Regions from separate parts of the Mus musculus genome. Here region 2 is linked to region 1. Evidence: chromatin loops called from intact Hi-C (ENCODE). Cell type or tissue: heart. All regions are shown on one strand. Each heading gives the region's core, and the rest is flanking DNA. Links, peaks and the distances in the headings are about the cores only.

Region 1 (9,679 bases), core at 1,148-9,147:
GTTTCGGTAGCGACATTTCCGTGAACTTGTTTGAGGGTACAGGAGGAAATATGTAAATTGCCTGAGACAATCCCATGACGTGTATGATCGTCCTAATTACGGAACTACGGCTTGTGGTCCAGTTCCCACACTGCCCCTGGCTCCCCCTAATTCTCACCTTCTGTTTTCCCATCACGTGGTTGTTGTGTGTCAGCTCTTCCTTGGCCTTTATACACCTACTTCTATTTCTCCCTGAAAGACTTAGAAGAAAGCAGTGTTAGAAACATCCCAAGATTAAAATCTCTATTCCATAAATAGGTTAAAAAAAAAAAAAAAAGCGTGTTCCCGGAAATTAAGCGGAATGACATATTACCTCCATTCAGTCTATTCCACGAGGCTGAAGACAGGACTTACTAAGGCTTAGCAAATGGAAGGAAAGGAAAATTAAGAAATCCAAGCTTACAGTAGCTAATGACAGGTTTTTGGTTGGTTGTTTTTGTTTGCTTGCTTGTTTTATTTTATTTTGTTTCTGGGATTGGGGGCTTTTTGTGTTTCAAGACAGGGTTTCTCTATTTAGCCCGGGCTGTCCTGAAACTCACTCTGTAGACCAGGCTGGTCTCGAATTCAGAGATCTGCCTGCTTTTGCCTCCCAAGTGCTGGGATCAAAGGCGTGCACCACCATGTCTGGCTTCTGGTGACAGTCTTGATGAACATCTGGGGACATATCAAAGGACCCCGTGACAAGCACAGAACCTTTAAGAATGCAGAGTTAGACTGGACCAAAAACCTCACCTTTTATCTTTTTTGATGTTGCAATTGGCTGTGTTCATCCTCTGTAGAAGGGCACTGTGGATTTTAAGTGGGAGTGAGGTTGTCTTTCCTTCTCCTATGACTGGTTGACTATGAGTGTCCTAATGGTAGTTTACCTTAATGCTTCTGCCTTCGTCACTGGCCCTCGATTTGCTTCATTTGTGGAAAATGCAAACTGATTATAGAATTAATGCAAGCAGACCATCTTGAGACATCCCTTCAAGTGTGTCCTATAAAATAAACAATTACAACTCCAAGTATCTGTTACAGCTCAAATCTTTGGCAGTTTCTCTTCTAAAACATAACAGGGACAATTTGGTATTCTGTTTGACCTTTTTCATTCTCCTCTTTGTTGTGGACATCAAGGATCAGAATGGTCCCTTTAAGACAAGCAGCTCATGCATCCTTATTGACTGCCCCATGAGAAGATGCCTTCCAATACAACCAAAGGATGCAGAGCACAGCCTTGCTTAAGCTCCTGTCTCTGACCTGACCTGTCTTATGCTTGTCAAATACCCGCCATGGATTTTTGTCTTGTTTTTGAGACAGGGTCTCACTATGTAGCCTTGGCTGGACCTCTTCAATATGTAGACCAGGCTGGCCTCCAACACACAGAGCTCTTCTGCCTCCTGTCACTGGGACTAAAGGCATATACCACTATACACAACCTATATCTTTGATGTTATATGAAAAGATACTTAATTTTATAACCTTAAAACATATTCCCTAGATAAAGAATATACCAGAGTGAAATAATTTTTAGGAAAGTTGATCATAATAAGTTCTATGTTTCACCCTGTGTTTAAAAATGTTTTTCTTTAATTAGAATCTTTTCATTCATCGATCATACTTCCAAATCACATCACTTAAAGAAAGAAAGAAAGAAAGAAAGAAAGAAAGAAAGAAAAGAAAAGAAAGAGAAAGAGGAAAAGAAAAAGAAAAAGAAAAAGAAAAAGGAAAAGAAGGGTGGTGGTTTACACCTTTAATCCCAGCACTCAGGAGTTCGAGGCCAGCCTGGTCTATAAAGTCCACGACAGCCAGGGCTGTCACACAGAGAAATCCTGTCTTGAAAAAAATAGAAAAGTTTTCAGTTTGTGTGAAATTCTATCCCAGAAGGAAAATAGTGTTCAGTTTATGCTGCTGATTAAAGGAGCTACCTTCAAGGAAAACCCCATTCAAATGGTAGACAGGCCTGTGTCAATAGGTTTTGCTACCCAGTGTGAAGCACTTGGGTGGGGAAGCAATCAAAGGCTGAGAGTGTGAGCTCTCAAGTTCTACACACCAGTACAGATGCTCTTCCCAGGCATGTCTGTGGTCTCTGGAGTCCTGGGGTTCATCCCTTAACCCCTAGAAACCTTAGTCACCTTATTTGTTTAATGCCCCCATCTCACGGGGCTAAGATAATGCTGTCCATGTTACCATCAAGGACAGCATGAAGGTCCCACCACAAAGAAATAATAAACACCCCACTTACATAATTTCTACACTAACAGAAACCATGGTGAGTTCAATTCTGGAGGATGCCCGTCTGTGCATACGTGTCTAATATTGGAAGGCATTATTCAGGCAAAGAAAAATGTACTTGAATTATATCTCTTTCTTCATAATTCATTGTATGGCATGGATTCATATCACCTCCAGGCATCTCAGCTTTAGTCTCAGATTACATGAAAAGTCTGACATGGCTCAGCAAGACCAAAGCTGCTGCAACCATTTCAGACAGTGTGGGCAAGTCTAATTTACTGACTGACTTTATGTGCATGATTGCTTTGCACGTATGTATATCTGCGCACCATGTGCTTGCCCAGTGTCCATGGAGATCAGAAGAGGGTGTCAGATCTCCTGAGGCTACAGTGACTGTAGCTGAAGTTACAGGGCATTATGAGCAACCACGTGGGTACTAAGAATCAAACCCTGATCCTCTGCAAGAACATATGCCTTTACCACTGTGTCCTCTCTCCAGCCCACTATGTGCAGGACTCAAACAGGGCAAATGTACATATGTAGTCTGGCTTCTCCTTGCCACAAACCCCAGCTCTGGGTTTTGCAAAATCAAAGTCATTTTAACAACAGTATAAATGGTGACTGTCTGAAATGTCAAATATTCTCAAGCCAACAGGCACAGGGTTTCTAAGCAGACAAATCTAACTAAACCATAGATCCGAGTTGGACCACGATACATCCGAGAATCTAAATGACTCTGCAGGGGTCCTTCCAGATCAACAGTAAGAACTTAACTCCTGTAAGGAGCGTGGGCTTACGATGACTGCAAGCAGGAAGCCCTCAGTGCAGACATTCATTTCTGATTTCCCGTGAAGAGCTTTGACATGCAGCTCAGACTCCCCAGACAACACAGGGGGTCACAATGCACTTGATCGTCAATCTGTCCTTCTGGCTCCCACCAGCTAGTGGCTCCCCTCACACTGTCTCCAACAAGCTTGTCTTACCACAGCTTTCTACGTCCTCTGTGGCTCTCGCTGGTCTGTATAATAATTAAGAGAAGGCGGCTATCAGAACTCATATGCTCCCACTCTTTGTTAAAGTTAGCAATCAAAAGAAAGAGAAAGAGAGAGAGAGCTGGACTCTCAGACTCTTCTACAGTGGCCATCTTCCTACCCCACCCACACCCAACTCACACCCCCAACCCCCGAAGAAGAGAAAGCATATGTTGGAACCTTAAGTAGGGAATGGGCCAAACACTTTTAAAAGTCATTGGCCATGGGGATTGCTATGCTCCCTACTGATTGATATCCCAGCAGTACCTTTACAGCCACGTGATGAATATCCACTAAACGGAGTGAGAACTACCACATAGCCCAGCCCTCTGCGTTATCTAGAAGTTTGATAACACACAGATGATATAAGAGTGGATGGGATTGAGCAGAGACTTCCAACAACCAAGAAACCATTTGGGGTGGGAAATGAAGAAGGGGGTTTGCTGCCTAAAAAAACCAGAGGATGCTGTCAGACTTCCTTTCAGATTTACTTACTATGTTTTATATGTGTGAGTGTTCTGCCTGCATGTATGTACATGCAATATGTATGAGCCTGGTGCTCACAGAGGCCAGAAGAGGGTGTTGGATCCTCTGGAACTGGAGTTACAGATGGCTGTGAGCTGCCACGTGGGTACTGGGAACTGAACCCAGGTCCTCTGCAAGAGCAGCCAGTGCTCTTAACTACTGACCACCTCTCCAGCCCTTGTTTTTAGTCTGCTTAGTCTCTAGATTAAAAACAGAAATGTCTTGATTTCTTAGAGACATTGAGAGACCACACATTAAGTGCCTACTTACTATTACTTCACCCATCGGAAAACGTTAAGTCCCTTCCCCAAGACCAGTCCCTCGGGAATGCTCATTCACAAAAGCACCCGGCATCCCGTAGTATTGCATTTATCTTACGCCAGGACACACAAAATCATCTACCACCCTGAGAACAGTACCCCAGTCTCACAGACCATGGCTAGTTATTTGTGTCGTAGGACAGACTACAATCTCTGAGGAACTGGACCAAGTTTTATGTATTTGTCTCTAATTTGAAGTATTAAAAAGTACCTTTAATCCCCCCTCACTACCTATTCATGGCATGGTGGCTTTCAATGGAAGACTGCTCAGCAGTGTGTCCATATTTCTAATTTCTTCTTTTAAAGGAAACAATGGAAGTCTTTTAGCTGTCTAAGTTTTCACCTTACGATTAGAGTAGACATTATTTATTTTGAAAAGTACTTCCAGGTTCATATCAACTTGACCACCATCTGGGGACAATCAGCTAAGTCATAGCTCTAAAATGTCAGTTTATATCTTCATTTTGTACATAAAGAATTAAAGTCCTGAGAATACACAATTTATAAACACACACACACACACACACACACACACACACACACACACACACGCACGACTAGCTTAGCTTTCAACTTCCTGTCCCTTTCAAGTCCACTGGGGGCTGCGAGCCAGACCCCGTGAGCACAAATGAGAACTGGCTTCTCCGCCTTCTCTTCTCTCCTTGCTTGATTCTCATGCCCATCATAGATGCCTCCTGTGACCAGTTGGCACCCATGCTCTCAGGTCACCCACACCAGGAAAGGCCTGGGCCTCACCTGTTCCTCTCACAGACATGGCCTGACCACCTCGTGGGGTGGGACGTGCAGTTCCACACCCCGGCTTCAGGTCTGTGATTGTTGTGGCCACATACCGAGATAAGCCCCGAAAACCCTCGTAGGTCGGATGTCATGGGCTCCGGTCTCCTGAGGACCTGTTTTCCTGTTATTTTTCTATTCGTAGTGGGGCTCCAAAGCAGAGAGCTTGCTGGTGGCTACCACCCCTGCCATACCCTCTATGTGAATGGAACATCTGAATCACTCCAACCCTTAGCCGCTCGCTCAGGGCCGTTCCTATCGATCTCTGTCCCAGCTGAACTTTGTGTCTTTTGCAGACGGTTAGCACATTGGTGGTGGCTGACTCTCAGACCCCTGGAATCTACAGCTGCCGGGCCTTCAATAAAATAGGGACTGTGGAAAGAAACATAAAATTTTATGTCACAGGTAAGCTATCGGGACTTCACCTACAGGGAAGTTGGGTGACCTCAGTCTTTCTTCTTTTTCTCTTTGCTTTTAACGCCCTTGGTGATTCCCCCCCCCTTTTTTTTAAACATAGACTTGTCACACTGTGAGGACCTCCATCCTTGCTCTCGGATAGAATTCCACAACATCTTTAGCTTCTCTAAAGAGCCACTTCCCGGAATTCTCTCAATTGTGTCTGTGTCTCTTTCCCAGACTGGGTTCTAAATTTGGGATCTTATATCCTCACTCTTGGACCCCCCTCAAGACCTACCTCTGGGTCTGGTACATAGTTCACTTCCAACCCCTATGATATTAGACGGGTTTTTTGATTGTTTGTTTTTTGGTTTGGGGAAGGAGGTTGTGGGTTTTTTGTTTGATTGTTTGTTTTACTTAGAAATGCATAGTTGAAGTAATTTAGCCCTTTGGGAGACTCAGACTCCCCTGTCAAAATCTGAAAGTGGGCTTTGTTCCTCATAATTAATGGGCTATTTTTTTTTGAGCATTTAAGAATTTTTAACTTTAAACCCTGATGGTCTCTACAAATCTTTAAACCTGCAAAGTACTCAAGTGGCGCTCCTTATGTCCCTCGGTGAGTCCAGGAAGGAAATAAGTTGCTCAAAGTCTAAAAACAATTGCCTGGCTCCACGCCTCCCCAGTTTCTGAGGGAACCTGGGCAGCCTGCCAACCCTCTGGAAACTTCACACTGCACGGAGCAGGCTGCTGACAGTGCCTAGAAGTCTCCAGAAAGAAATAGGCAGCCCTGAGTTCATAAGGCGTTTGCGTTTTCCGATGATGGGAGCCTGCAGCCAAACCCTAAAGAGTCTGGGCCGTGGAGCCGTCCTGAAGGTCATTCTCACAGGTTGGACCTGGACAGTGCCCTGCATTCTCTGGAGAGGGGAGAACACCACAGCAAAGCCCCCTTGACCGAGGACTGGTCCTCACCTTCCCACCTTACAAGAGCAGAAGACAGTGTTCCTCTTATATCCGCTCCCAGTAGCAAAGGCCTTTGCTGGGGAAGGATGCTCACAAAGATTTCACTAAGATTAGTCTAGGAGTAAATCCAGGAGCTTTGGAGTAAACCCGCAGTTCTCAACCTGCATGGGGAGGTCGCTCCACCCTTTCATAGGGGTCACCTAAGACCATCGGGAAACATTTTGCAATCCATAGCAGTAGCAAAATGACAGTTCTGAAGTAGCAACAAACTATTGCTAAGTATTGGTGGTATACGCCTTTAATCCCAGCACTTGGGAAACAGAGGCAGGCAGGATATATGAGTCTTAGGCCAACCTGGTCCAGGACAGCCAGGGCTAAAATGAGAAACCCTGTCTTAAAAAAACAAAACAAAAAACAAACAACAAAACAAATAAATAAAAATAAAACAAAAAAGGAAGAAAGAATAACATTTTGTTTAAGCAGTATATCTAAAATACTATATTACATTTTTAATATGTAGTCAACATTTAGGGGGTTATTTTCCTGGCGATTGAACTCCAGACGTGATGCAGATGTTTTACCACTGAGCTATGCCCATAGCCCTGTATTCATCAGAGAAATAAAACAACACACACATACACCCCACCCCTGCTCAAATTTTAATCAATTTAAAATAAATGAAATAAAATTCAGGCCTTCAGTCACATAGACCACTGATCAGTACTCCAAAGCTGCGTGTCAGCTCTAAGCCTCTGAGGGGGAGAACTGGAGGGTACTGAGCTGTGGGTGTGGGGGCGGGCATGAACAGATAGAGGGAAGAGGCTAGGCTTCCTCTACGTGTTCCGAGCTAAAGGAAAGCACCAGCAGCCGCCCACAAACTCTTTAGCCCCCCCGAGACTCATCTAAAACCATCCCACAAACCTTTACAGATGTTCCAACTTCTTGTGGACAACTGTGCCTACATCAGGACCTCAAGGCCAGGCTAGGCTTAGAGTCCTGGGGCCTCTCAGGGCTGCTGAGCCAAGAGCAACAGTACCTGCCATGCCTCTCACTCCATCCCTGTGAGTGAGAGCCATGCCCACATCTGCTCCCGGACCCTTCCCTCCACAGCTCTTCAGCCATTTCTTATATTGACTAGGGATGCCTGCCAGCCCTCTGGCAGAGGCAGAGAAGTCTAGTGGCAGCCTTAAGAGCCATCTGTCTTCTCTGGGAATCTTGGGCATTATCTAGATAATGGGCACATACCATTGGCCCATCAATATTGCACATTCTAAGGGTCCAACCAGAGCAGGCCATCTAATGGCTTGGGGCAGGGCCCTTCTGGCTTGGGTCTGAGTGTGTTCTGGGAGAGGACATGCTGAATTTGGGGGAAGGAAATGCCTACTGGAAGCTCACAGTGCTTCTCAAAGCACACAGAAACTTTCATCTTAATGCCTAAAAGCAGCGCATCATCTCAGCCTTGTTATTTAGGATTCGCTTCCTCCCCGTGGCTCTCTTCAACCAGCGCTGGAGAGCGTAAATTGAGATGGATGGTAGACTGAATCGCTTATAACCACTATTGGCTTTTAGCTAATTATTATATTTTTTCATATCGGATTTTTGCTCCAATTGTTTTTTATTTTATTTGTATTCATTTAAGAAAGGGTCTGATCCTAAACCCTTGGTTGTCTAGGAACTCATATATAAACTAGGCTGGCCTGCCTCTCCCTCCCAAGTGCTGGGATTAAAGATGTGCCCCATCACACCCAGCCTAAGATTTAGTCTTAGGACATATAAGGTTAAGCACTTTTAGGACCCTTGTACATAACAAGTTTATTTTCTAGGAAAAATAAGAATAGATGGATGGATAGATAGATATATAAATATATCTTATGTGTAGTGTATGTTGTAGGATATAAGAAGATGTGTACTGTGTGTGTGTGTGTGTGTGTGTGTGTGTGTGTCTTATACTTGGCCCAGGGTACCACTTCAGTTTTCTGTATTTATTTATTTTATATTGTGTTTGTGAGCGTTTGGCCGGCATGCATGTACATGTACCACACACATGCCTAGTGTCCACCGAAGGCCAGGAGAGGGCTTTGGGTGCCCTAAAACTGGAGTTACAGGTAGTTGTGAGCCATGTGGTGGGTTCTGGAAAACCAAATCTGGGTCCTCCGCAAGAGCAACAAGTGCTTTTAACCACTGAGCCATCCCTCCAGTCCCTCCCCGGTAATACTTAAATAGCTGCTGCTATGTAGGAGCAGACATAACATGTAGCTCAGTGGTAAAGCCCCCTCCCCCTGGTATCACATAGGAGACACTGAGTTAAATCCTGGGGACCCCCCAGCCCCCTAAAGTGCCTGTCTAAACTTTGAATTCTGTAAAGATCTATTTGATGCTTTATCGGTTCTCAGAACGCTGTAACTTCCCTTCCTCGGTGGAGAGAAGCAGCTGGCTGTGGCCATCAGCAGCCTTTGACAGCATGCCTTCCTAATTCTGCTGCTCAATTGTAGCTGGTACCTGTGACCTCAGCAGAGATCTCTAGTATCCGTTCATGCACGTTCAGGGACTACTCCTGCCAGTGGTCCAATTAAGATTGCTCAACCTTTTCAGTCTCTTTGGGGCCATCCCAGTCAGGTGGAAATGCCTGCCTCACGGTGCCTGCTTCCACCGGGGCATGCTTTCCCCACAGGGGATTGGCCATGTCTTCTGAAAGTGAGGCTGGCTTCTCTCACGGACCCCTCAGGAGACTGTAGTAAGTCTCATCCTATACGGATGAGTGTTATATAGTGAGGAGAGTGATGGCTGAGCTGGAGAACAACTCCTATTTTACGTGCATCAGTGTCTTGCCTAAATGTATGTGTGTTTGAGGGTGTCAGATTCCCTGGAACTGGAGTTGGAGACAGTTGTGAGCTGCCATGTGAGTGCTGGGAATTGAACCCAGGTCCTCTAGAAGAGCAACCAGTGTTCTTAACCACTGAGCCAGCTCTCTAGTCCCGTGGAGAGCAGCTCTTCTTAGGATTTATACTCAGGGTTTGGGGGGCGGGGGAAGAATTAAGGAGAGAATCCCTCTGGGTTTATTAAACCATTAAAGATAATTTATTTGTCTACAGTCTTCTATGGATCAAAAGCAAATGCTGAAGGGGTTACATTGAGAAACAGATGGTCCTAAGAGCTGTCTGATGACTTCAGAAACTGTGTCCAGTTCAGAAACAGGCTTTCAGGATAGACCTGGTTGTTTGTTTGTTTGTTTGTTTGTTGTTTTTCTCTTTTCTAGATGCAGCGTGTGTGTGTGTGTGTGTGTGTGTGAGCCATCACTGGGAGAGAAACTGGAAGATGAAACCTTGTCTCTCTCATTTCTCAGTGTCACTAAATGCGTTTTATTTTGAGATTCCTGAAGGTTCTTGGCAAAGATAAACA
Region 2 (9,679 bases), core at 1,174-9,173, 62 kb after region 1:
GCATGGGGAAGAAAAAAAGGGAGCCAATGGAAGGAGACACTGAGGGCTGGGAGGCCAGAAAGAGTCCTCGTGAACCAGACAAGTTCCCCATAGCGCCTAACCGTGCATAAGTCGAGCGCCTGCCCCAGTGACAGCATTCTGCGTCCCTCAACCTTGTACCTTTGAGATGTGAGCCTCCAAGGCTGGGCAGCTGAACCCCAGCCAAACCTGCTCCTTGGTGGGGAGACCCCAGCTCTAGAAGCAACTTCCTTTCTGGAGCCCTGAGGGATGAGGGGGTGCTTCCTTCCCCCCAAACTGTTTTCACTGCAGAAGGGTGGGAAGAGGACAGGTAGCCTCTGTGCTCAGCATGGCTGGCTCTCTTTGAATCATCGGGGTGGGGAAGAAGAGAAAGGAGTATTTTGTTTGGTGACATTTAAATATCTGTGTTCATAAAACTTTATTGGAAGAGGGCCATGTTCTCGGTTATATTAACAAGGCCGGGTTTTGTGCCACAGAAGCTGAATCGAGCCTTGACTCATGGCCTCTAGTCTCAGGTGCACTCTCGGGCCCTACCCATATAAAACCAGGTTGGTTTGAGGTCTCGAGGGCTGACCGGAAGCTATTGAACGGCTGTCTGACCTGGTGTGGTTAAGCACGTGTTGTTTGGGCTGCAGGGCCTCTGATGGTGATCGTGGAATACTGCAAATACGGAAACCTGTCCAACTACCTCAAGAGCAAACGTGACTTATTCTGTCTCAACAAGGTAAGGATTCACCCTGGTCCCTCTCTGTGGCTGTGGCTTATGGGTCCTGACAAGGGTCCATCTCTGAGGGAAGTCAGGGTAGGAACCCAAGCAAGGACAACAGAGGAACACTGCTTGCTGCCTCAGTTGCCCTGGCTTGCTTAGTCACCTTTCTTCTATGGCTCAGGACCACCTGCCTAGGGATTGTGCCGCCCACTGTGAACAGGCCTTCTACATCAATCAATAGTCAAAAGAAAAAAAATCCCTCCACAGACATACCCACAGGCCACAGTGAGGAAGAGAACTCCTCAGTTAAGGTTCTCTCTTCTTAGGTGACTCTAGTTCGTTTGTGTCACATTGACAAAAACTAGCCAGGCCTAGATTCTAAAGGTATGGCTGTTTTTTAATGGCAGCACTTGTGTATGTTTGTTTGTGTGTGTGGTTTGTGTGTGTGTGTGTATGTGTGTGTGTGTGTGTGTGTACACATATGTGTAGGTGCACTTTACCCATGTGTGAATCCCAGAAGTTGACATGGGGATGTCTTCCTCAGCTGCCTCTCCACCTTAGTTTTTTGAGACGGGGCATCTCACTGAACCTAGAGCTGGCCGGTTCCTCTAGAGTGACTTTCCAATGAGCCTCTGGGATCCAGCTTCCTCTGTCTGCCCTACCTTGAAAGATTTTGTGTAGATGCTAGGGATCTGAACAGAGGTCCTCATCCTTGCACGAGATTTTATGCACTTGTTCCTCAAAGCCATACCTGTGACTATAGGACAACTGATTAGCTTCACTAATCAGAGAAACTAAAGGCACAAACAACTGAATGGTTTCCATAGTTACCAATAGATCAGTGATGGACTACAACAGGAAATCATGTGTGCTTAATCTAGTGCTCTCCCTCTTCTATTTCATTATTGTGGTTGTTGTGTATTTGCATGTGTATGTGTTATATGCATGTTGTGTGTGTGTGCATATAGTATAAATATATTATATATGTATATATAACATATATACATATATGTGTGTGTTGTGTTTATATATATGTGTGTGTATGTGTGTATTGTGTGTATATGTGTTTGTGTGCAGTGTATGCATATATATGCAGGTTGTGTGTGTGCATGTGTGTGGTGTGTATGTGTGGTATATGTTTATATGTGTGTGTTGTGTGTGGGTATATATGTACACATATGTGAGTGTCTGTGTTGTGTGTATGTCTGTGAGTGTATATGTGCATTGTATGTGTCTCTGTATGAGCGCGAATGCACATGTGTGGTGTGTGCACAGAGGCCAGAGGAAGATACTGGAGTCTTGCTCTGTCAATCTCTTCCTTACCCCCTCAAGCCTGGGTCTCTCACTGAACCTGGAGCTAGGCTGGCAGCTAGCAAGCTCCAACCATCCTTCTGCCTCCACTTCACAGCACTGGAGTTACAGGTGTGCCAAGCCACTCTGCAGCTTAACCGCTGTTTTTGGCAGGAGTGGAGTTTGGGTTCCTCTGCTTTCCCAGGGAGGCCCTGCACTTGCGGCATCATTCTGCATGAAACACACACACACACATATGCCACACACACACACTACATATACACACACCACATGCACACACATACACCACATATATACACACTACATATACACACACCACATACACACACATACACCACATACACACACACTACATATACACACACCACATACACACACATACATACACATATACACACTACATACACACACAACATACACACATACACACATATACACATACACACACCACATACACCACACACACCACATACACCACACACACCACATATACACATATCACATACACACACACCGCATACACACACACTAAACATATACACACACACAGAGAACAAACAAACACACAAGAATACTGGGAGGACACATAGTCTTTCAGGAAAGGCCAGCTCTAAAGAAGAAGCCATGGATTCAAACACTGTGGTATGCTTTGTGGTCCCACTGCTGTCCCTCTCTGGGCTGAATTGGCCAGGGAGACAGTGACTGACAGTTAGCCAGTCACCGGCATCTGGGAGGCGCACATTGGAGGCAAGCTCTCTGGCTCCACAACCAGATTTTCCAGGTTTAAATTCCAAGTCTCCTCTCATAAGACCTGGCCTTGAACAAATTAGTCAGTCTCTTTAGGCTCCAGTTCCTTGTATTCAGTGGCGCTAATAATAGAACCCAGGGTGAGACTGTTGGGAAAACGAAACTCTTCCCTTAAGCATTTAGTTGTCCCCTTTTGTCAATTTTTATCCACTAGGATGTTGAAGGATGGGGTGTAGCTCAGTGGGGGAGTTCTTATTTGTCACGAGTGAGGCCCTGTGTCTGTCCCCTCCCCTGCATTAGAAAGACAGAGACAGAGAGAATCAGAGACACACACATAGAGAGAGAAACAGAGAGAAAGAGAGAGAGAGAGAGACAAACAGAGACACAGAGAGTTCAATTGAACACAGCTAATGCACATGGTTGAATGAACCTTCAGAGTTCTAGGAACGGTGCCCATCTCTGATATGTAGGGAAGACACCACAGAAGACAACTAGACGTTGCAGTACCTGCAAGCAGTTCTGGCTGCTGAGATGGAGGATTGTGTGAGCCCAAGTGTTAGACATCAGCCTGGAAAATAGAGTGAGACCAGGAGTGGAGAGATGGCTCTGCGGTTAGGAGCTCTTTCTGCTCTACCAAAGGTCCTGAGTTCGGCTCCCAGCACCCACATTAGATAGCTCACAACTGTCTGTTACTATAGCTCCAGGCAATCTGATCTCTCTACTCACTGAGGGTGCCTGTGCTCAGAGACGCACACGCAGATTCACACATACCCTTATATACATAATTTAAATAAATAAATAAGTATATACATATATATGGAGAGAGAGAGAGAGAGGTGGGGGGAGAGAGACCTTGTTACAAATAAAGCAAGGAAAACTGGATAGCTGACCCACCTTTTCATCTCAGACTATGGTTTTATCAAAGACATAGTTGTCCCACCAGACTGTTGAATATATTACATATTCCCTCATTCTATTGTTTGAGACAGGGTCTCACTATGTATCCCTGGCTGTCCTGGAACTCACAGAGATCCACTTACCTCTGCCTCCTGAGTGCCAGAATTAAAGGTGTTTACCACCATGCCCAGCTATATTTCCCCCTTATAAACTAGGCTTTCCAAAAACTGAAATCTTAAATCTACTCTGTGCTCTGTGTGTGTGTGTGTGTGTGTGTGTGTGTCTGTGTGTGTGTGTATCACCAGAGAAGTCAGGAAATGGCTGGCAAGATGGCTCAGTCTAGATAAAGAGGCTTGCTGCCAAGCCTGATGACCTGAGTCTGATCCCTGGGACTCACATGATGGAAGGAGAGAACCAACTCCAGCAAGTTGTCCTCTGGCTTCTGCATTTGTGCACGCAGCAGACAAGCACAAATAAATATATATATACTAGTGTAATAAAGAAATTGGCTTAAGAACACAGTAACCACAAGATAAAGAGAGGAGAAAGACCTATCTTGCTTCACCTCCAGCTTTAGAATTTTTTTCTCAGACCCCCACTAAATAAGGGGTGCAGCGGTGCCCCGAGCTGAGAGCAGCACAGATTCCTGTCGATCTTGATGTCCTAGACTGGGCTCAGGAAGCGCTAAGCCCTCAGAACACCCCAGGGACTTGGCAGGATGGAGCGTTTGGGTTTGTGCGTCCTTTGTTTGGAGGAGCTTGCTTCCTTTCGGGGCTATATTTACTGGTTTACTTCCCCATGGCACTTGGTGGAGCTGTGTTTTATGGAAAACTCATGACTATCTGTCACATTTGGAACCTAAAGGAATAGGAAGGAGAGATGGAGGAACGGCCCAAATCCGTCAAGATTCTTAAATGTGCTTTGTGATTAACCTACTATTCTGCCTTAGTCCCCAGAGTCCACTAACGTAACCTGTCTTTGGTGGCACACTGCTGCTGAGCATAGCTGAACTGGGGTGCGAGGAAGGGTAGGGTAACCTGGGGACAGGTTCTACCCCGTAGCTTCTGAGAGCTGTGAGGAAGAAGGCAGTACGCTTTCAGAAAATAAAACTCCAGACTCCGTCTGAGCAGGGCTAGCTGCCTCGTGGAGAGAAAAATGATGGTCCTTTGGACTGTTTGGCTTTCTACCTGCCACGAGGAAAAGGTGTCTAGGGTGGGTTACACGCAATATAACTTGTCTTCACTCCTGAAATCCCAGACAGGATTTGAGAAGAACTGAGAGAGCAAAACTCCCTTCAGGGACATGACTCGAGGAAATGTTTGTATGGGGTGTGTCCCCAGGAGACTCTTTTTTTTCAGGATGTGGGAACCCCTCTGTACCCTATATCACAGTGCTGCTTGCTGCTGTCCCTCCTAAAGTTTGTTGGATCTTCTGCTTGCTCCCTGGCGCCCTCTAGTGGAAGGACTGCTTCTTCTTAGTGACATCCCAGAAAAGTCAAGGCTGTTTAATCCTAGCGCTGAACTTCATTCCCTCCCAGCTCCTGTCTAGGTACACAGAAGCCAGCAGAAGCCAGGCTGTACGGTACACAGGCCCCTGTGGGTATATACACATGCGGGTACGCATGGGCACACAGCCGCGTCCTGAAAGCCACTGAGCAGGATGCGTCTCTAGTGTGAAGCAGTAGATGAGTTACGGTAGGCAAAACAGTAGAACACGGAAGTCCTTTCCTGCGAGGCACAAACTGTAATAATATGTAGTGCCTTCCAGACGAGAAAGATGAAACGCAGACAAACATGAAAGGATTTGCCCATGATGGCATGATTAGTAGAGGAGCCAGAAGACTCTATAGAGAAGGCAGAGGAAAAGCAGCAAGATTCAGATGCCCACAGTGAGCCGCCTTTGCTATTCATGATAGGATGCAGTGGTGTGACATCCTCAAAGGGAAACCAAGAGAAAGGTGTATCTCCTCTTCTCTCCCCGAGGAAATGAGAGGAACTGGTAACTTGAGCCTCTGCAGGGATTACAGAGGCTTTCACACCACCTGAGTGAGGCTATCAAACTCTCTGTCACCTTTCAAACAACAGGGCATGTGCTACAAAAAGCAGCAGAGACAGACTTGGTTGGACGCTAGCGCAAGCTTTCAGGCTTTGCCAATTATTAGCTGTGGCTTTGATGACTTAGCTCTTCAGAACCAGCTTGTGTATGAATTGTTTTATAAGGGAGGGAGAGAGGGAGGGAGGGAGGGAGGGAGGGAGGGAGGGAGGGAGGGAGGGAGGGAGGGAGGGAGGGAGGGAGGGGAAGAGGGAGAAGGCTTAGCAGTTAGGAGCACTGTTCCCCCAGCACCCATATTGGCACAACCTGCTTTGACCCCAGGTCTAGGGAATCCAATGACGTTGTCTAGCTTTGGTAGACACCCAAATGCATGTTCACATACACATAAATAAAAATAAAATAAATCTATTTTAAAAAACAAATCAGGTGGTGGTAACACACACTTTTAATTCCAGCACTCGGGGGATAGAGGCAGGTAGATCTCTGAGTTCCAGGACATCAAGGACTACATAGAAATGCTGTCTCAAACCACGCCCATACCTCGTAAGACAAAACAAACACTATTTTGACAATTATTTAGTAAAATGACATAAGCTCTTGGGGAAGTTGAGGAAGTGTATGCTAGCTCACACTAAGTGTTCAGTATTTATCAGTTGCCTGGATCTGAGGTGTTCACTAGGAACCCATGCAAGAACATAAAAGATTCTACAGCCTGGGAAATAAATGCCTAGCACCCAGTGTGCATTCGGGGTCCAGTGGCTTGTCCAATCCGGACGGCAGCCATCTCTGCCTTGGGCCCCTCTCACTCCTGTGCTTCTTGTCTATGCTAAGGACGCAGCCTTGCATATGGAGCTCAAGAAAGAGAGCCTGGAACCAGGCCTGGAGCAGGGCCAGAAGCCCCGCCTAGACAGTGTCAGCAGCTCAAGTGTCACCAGCTCCAGCTTCCCTGAAGACCGAAGCGTGAGCGATGTGGAAGGAGACGAGGGTACGTATCCGCTCCTCCCGGCCTCCAGTCTCGGGGATTTCTACAACACACTACACATCTCACACATTTTTTTCCTTCCGGATTTATCACCCTAATAAACATCCTGGGAATGGGGGTAATGTCCTACCAGGTCACACCCATTGTGCCCAATCTCCATTCCCCTACCCTTCACCCCCACCCCTCAACCCCGCAGCCTGGGAAAACATCTCTGATGCTTGAGTTGAGACTCAAACTCTCTTGCCAATGAACTGTGGCGTCCTTGGTGTGTCTTATACTTTGTGAATATTGTTTCAATAAATGGGGATTTGGTGCAGGCACAAAAATCTTTACAAGATTCGAATGCTCCGTAGATTACAGTGAGATCTCCAAGCAGCCCCTCACCATGGAAGACCTGATTTCCTACAGTTTCCAAGTGGCCAGAGGCATGGAGTTTCTGTCCTCCAGAAAGGTCAGCTCATCTCTTTGTAGTCTAACTTTATTTAAAAAAAAAAAAAAGAATGTTTTTTAATACTGCAAATCTTTTATATATGCATATGTACATATGTACACACATATATACACCTGCATATATATATATATATATACACATACACACACACACACACACACACACACACACACACACCTGAGTACTCTGTCTTCAGACACACCAGCAGAGGGCATCAGATCCCATTACAGATGGTTGTGAGTCACCACATGGTTGCTGGGAATTGAACTCAGGACCTCTGGCAGAGCAGTCAGTGCTCTTTACTGCCAAGACATTTCTCCAGCCCCTTCTTTAACTTTCTTAATCAGAGATAAAAAAAGGTTTTGAGTTTTTTTCAAAAGCTTTCACTTTACATTTTAGAATTTGTTTTTATGTATGTTATTAAACTTAGAACATCCAACACACGTGTGCCTTTCAAGTCTCTTCCCTGCTCCCCACTTTTATTTTGACCTTTTAAATGATGTATGAAAACATACAGATTGCATATGTTAACCAATATACAAGAATGACATCAATTCTCAACTTAAATCGGGTTGGATATATTTTTATAACTTAATGGTAACGTATTTGAAAATGCATTCTGCTACTGATTTGTCTTTTTGTGAGGCCTGGACACACACCTCTGCTGTGAAGCTATTTTTCTAGTATTTGTTTATATTTGTTTAGGTTGTTAACTATACACCAGACCTCACCACAATAACCTAGATTTGCTCTGATATGGAGAGGTACCAGGATATTGAGCCTGCGGATAGCATTTAAGGGTAAAATCTTCCTGGGTATTTTGGACTACACAAACCCAGGAGCGCTGTCTTCCACGGTGCCCTCTGGCGTGCTTCTAAACTCTCCAGGCTTCATGAAGAAGCTATCTTCAGTATACCCACCTGAGGCTTCTCAGAAACCCTCAGCTCAAGCCCAAACCATGGGCATCCAGGCACCTGAGAGGCCAAGGCAGGGGGATTCCTGGTTACATGCCAACCTGAGTGAGTTCCGGGTCAGGGTACACAACACCTCGGGAGTCTGTCTTAAAACCAGCAACAGCGGCAAACAACGTAAACAGCCAACAAAACAAATCACCCCTAACCACAGCTCCCAAAGATCTGCTCTAAAAGGCCACAGGGGAAAATCTCACTCACTGGCAAAATTCAGACTGCCGGTGCGGTTGACCAGTACGCTCCCATAGAACAGGAGCCTGGCTGATTTAGAACGTGTCCTTTGAGCCACCTGGACCTTGTACTTGCACAAGAAGCACATTGTGTTTATGGTAGCTAGGTGTGTGCTGAGAGATGCTCCCTCTACCACAGATGAAATGGAAATTAGAATTAAGAATAATGATACCAGGGCCAGTGAGCCGGCTCAGCAGGTAAAGGTATTTGCTGCCAAATTGATGACTTCAGTTCGATCCCAGGAACTCACACGGTTGCCCTCCACATGCATGTCATGGTATATGCATGCTCACATGAGTGCTTGTGTGTGCACACACGCTCACTCGCACATACACACATACTCACACACACTCATACATATACACACACACAGTTGTTTTTTTTTTTTTTTCAAAGAATAATGACCCAGAGTGGATACAGGAAATTAAGCAGCTTGATTCGGGAAGTGCGTTCATTACATAACTGTTTTATTACAGTGCATTCATCGGGACCTGGCAGCGAGAAACATCCTTTTATCTGAGAACAATGTGGTGAAGATTTGCGACTTTGGCCTGGCCCGGGATATTTATAAGAACCCTGATTATGTGAGGAGAGGAGATGTGAGTGAGCTTGGGGGCGCGTTCGATCCCTTTCTACCCTGTCGAGTTTAGGCCACAGACCGAAGCCCTTGCAAACACTTACGTTTCTCAGCAGTCATTCCCCAAATGCCCATGTGGCTCTGCGAAGATAGATGGTCCAGAAGAGCTGTGTGCTGAGAACTCTGGGGATGGAATCTTCTTTCTCTGATCCCTGGCTGGGTACCTGTCCTGATAGAAGGACCACTTGAGACTTGTTAACCTGAGCAGCCGGCTGAGCCCTGCAGAGACCACATCAGTCTCTGCCCACCACCCCTCTGGGAGTCCCATGTCCCACTGAAAAGAACAGCGTGGCCTCTTCCCCTCAGATAAGCCCCGGTGATTGATTCAGCAGGTGTCTGTACTTCCGGAAAGAGTGCGGGAGGGTACACACTATCTTGAACGGAGGAAGCTGCTTACCTCCAGGGACGCCTTCCGTGGGACCCATCTCCCTTCTGGCTCATGCTGGCCTCTCTTCCTCATTTGTTTTTGAACATAATGTTATTTGTCACTTACTGGGTGACCTTTAGTGTCCTCTCTTGTCTGGCCTCTGCCAGGAGGGCTTCAGCTAATAATGTCTGGGTTCTCTTGATTGCTCTGCAGCAGGGCTCTCAGACTGTAGGAAACACACACATCACCTAGCAGCCTTTCTGAACCAAGACTTGCTGTCCTCACCCCAGATCCCTTGATGCAGAA

The links. A loop is a pair of places that touch in the nucleus more often than their neighbours do. Peaks named below come from ENCODE experiments on the same cell type or tissue, not always from the same donor. Only the 100,000 strongest peaks of a DNase experiment are listed, where the experiment ranks them.
Region 2: it touches region 1 in a loop (2.9-fold over the local background); 6 of 42 quality-filtered maps call a loop at or near these places.

What each region holds. Positions count from the first base shown.
Region 1 is chr5:147,641,775-147,651,453 of GRCm38, reverse strand. Flt1 (FMS-like tyrosine kinase 1) reads left to right here. Exons shown (of 30, transcript NM_010228.4): 12 at 5,221-5,329. Among named protein-coding and RNA genes, the nearest start is that of Gm35383, 13 kb to the left of the region's middle. In heart, for the core only: a CTCF peak has its summit at 5,910; DNase peaks (open chromatin) are centred at 4,963 and 6,023; H3K27ac peaks cover 2,718 bases.
Region 2 is chr5:147,579,591-147,589,269 of GRCm38, reverse strand. Flt1 (FMS-like tyrosine kinase 1) reads left to right here. Exons shown (of 30, transcript NM_010228.4): 20 at 654-742; 21 at 6,566-6,719; 22 at 7,070-7,167; 23 at 8,846-8,968. Among named protein-coding and RNA genes, the nearest start is that of Gm35383, 75 kb to the left of the region's middle. In heart, for the core only: a CTCF peak has its summit at 5,131 (motif pointing left); DNase peaks (open chromatin) are centred at 4,389, 5,139 and 8,889; H3K4me3 peaks cover 525 bases.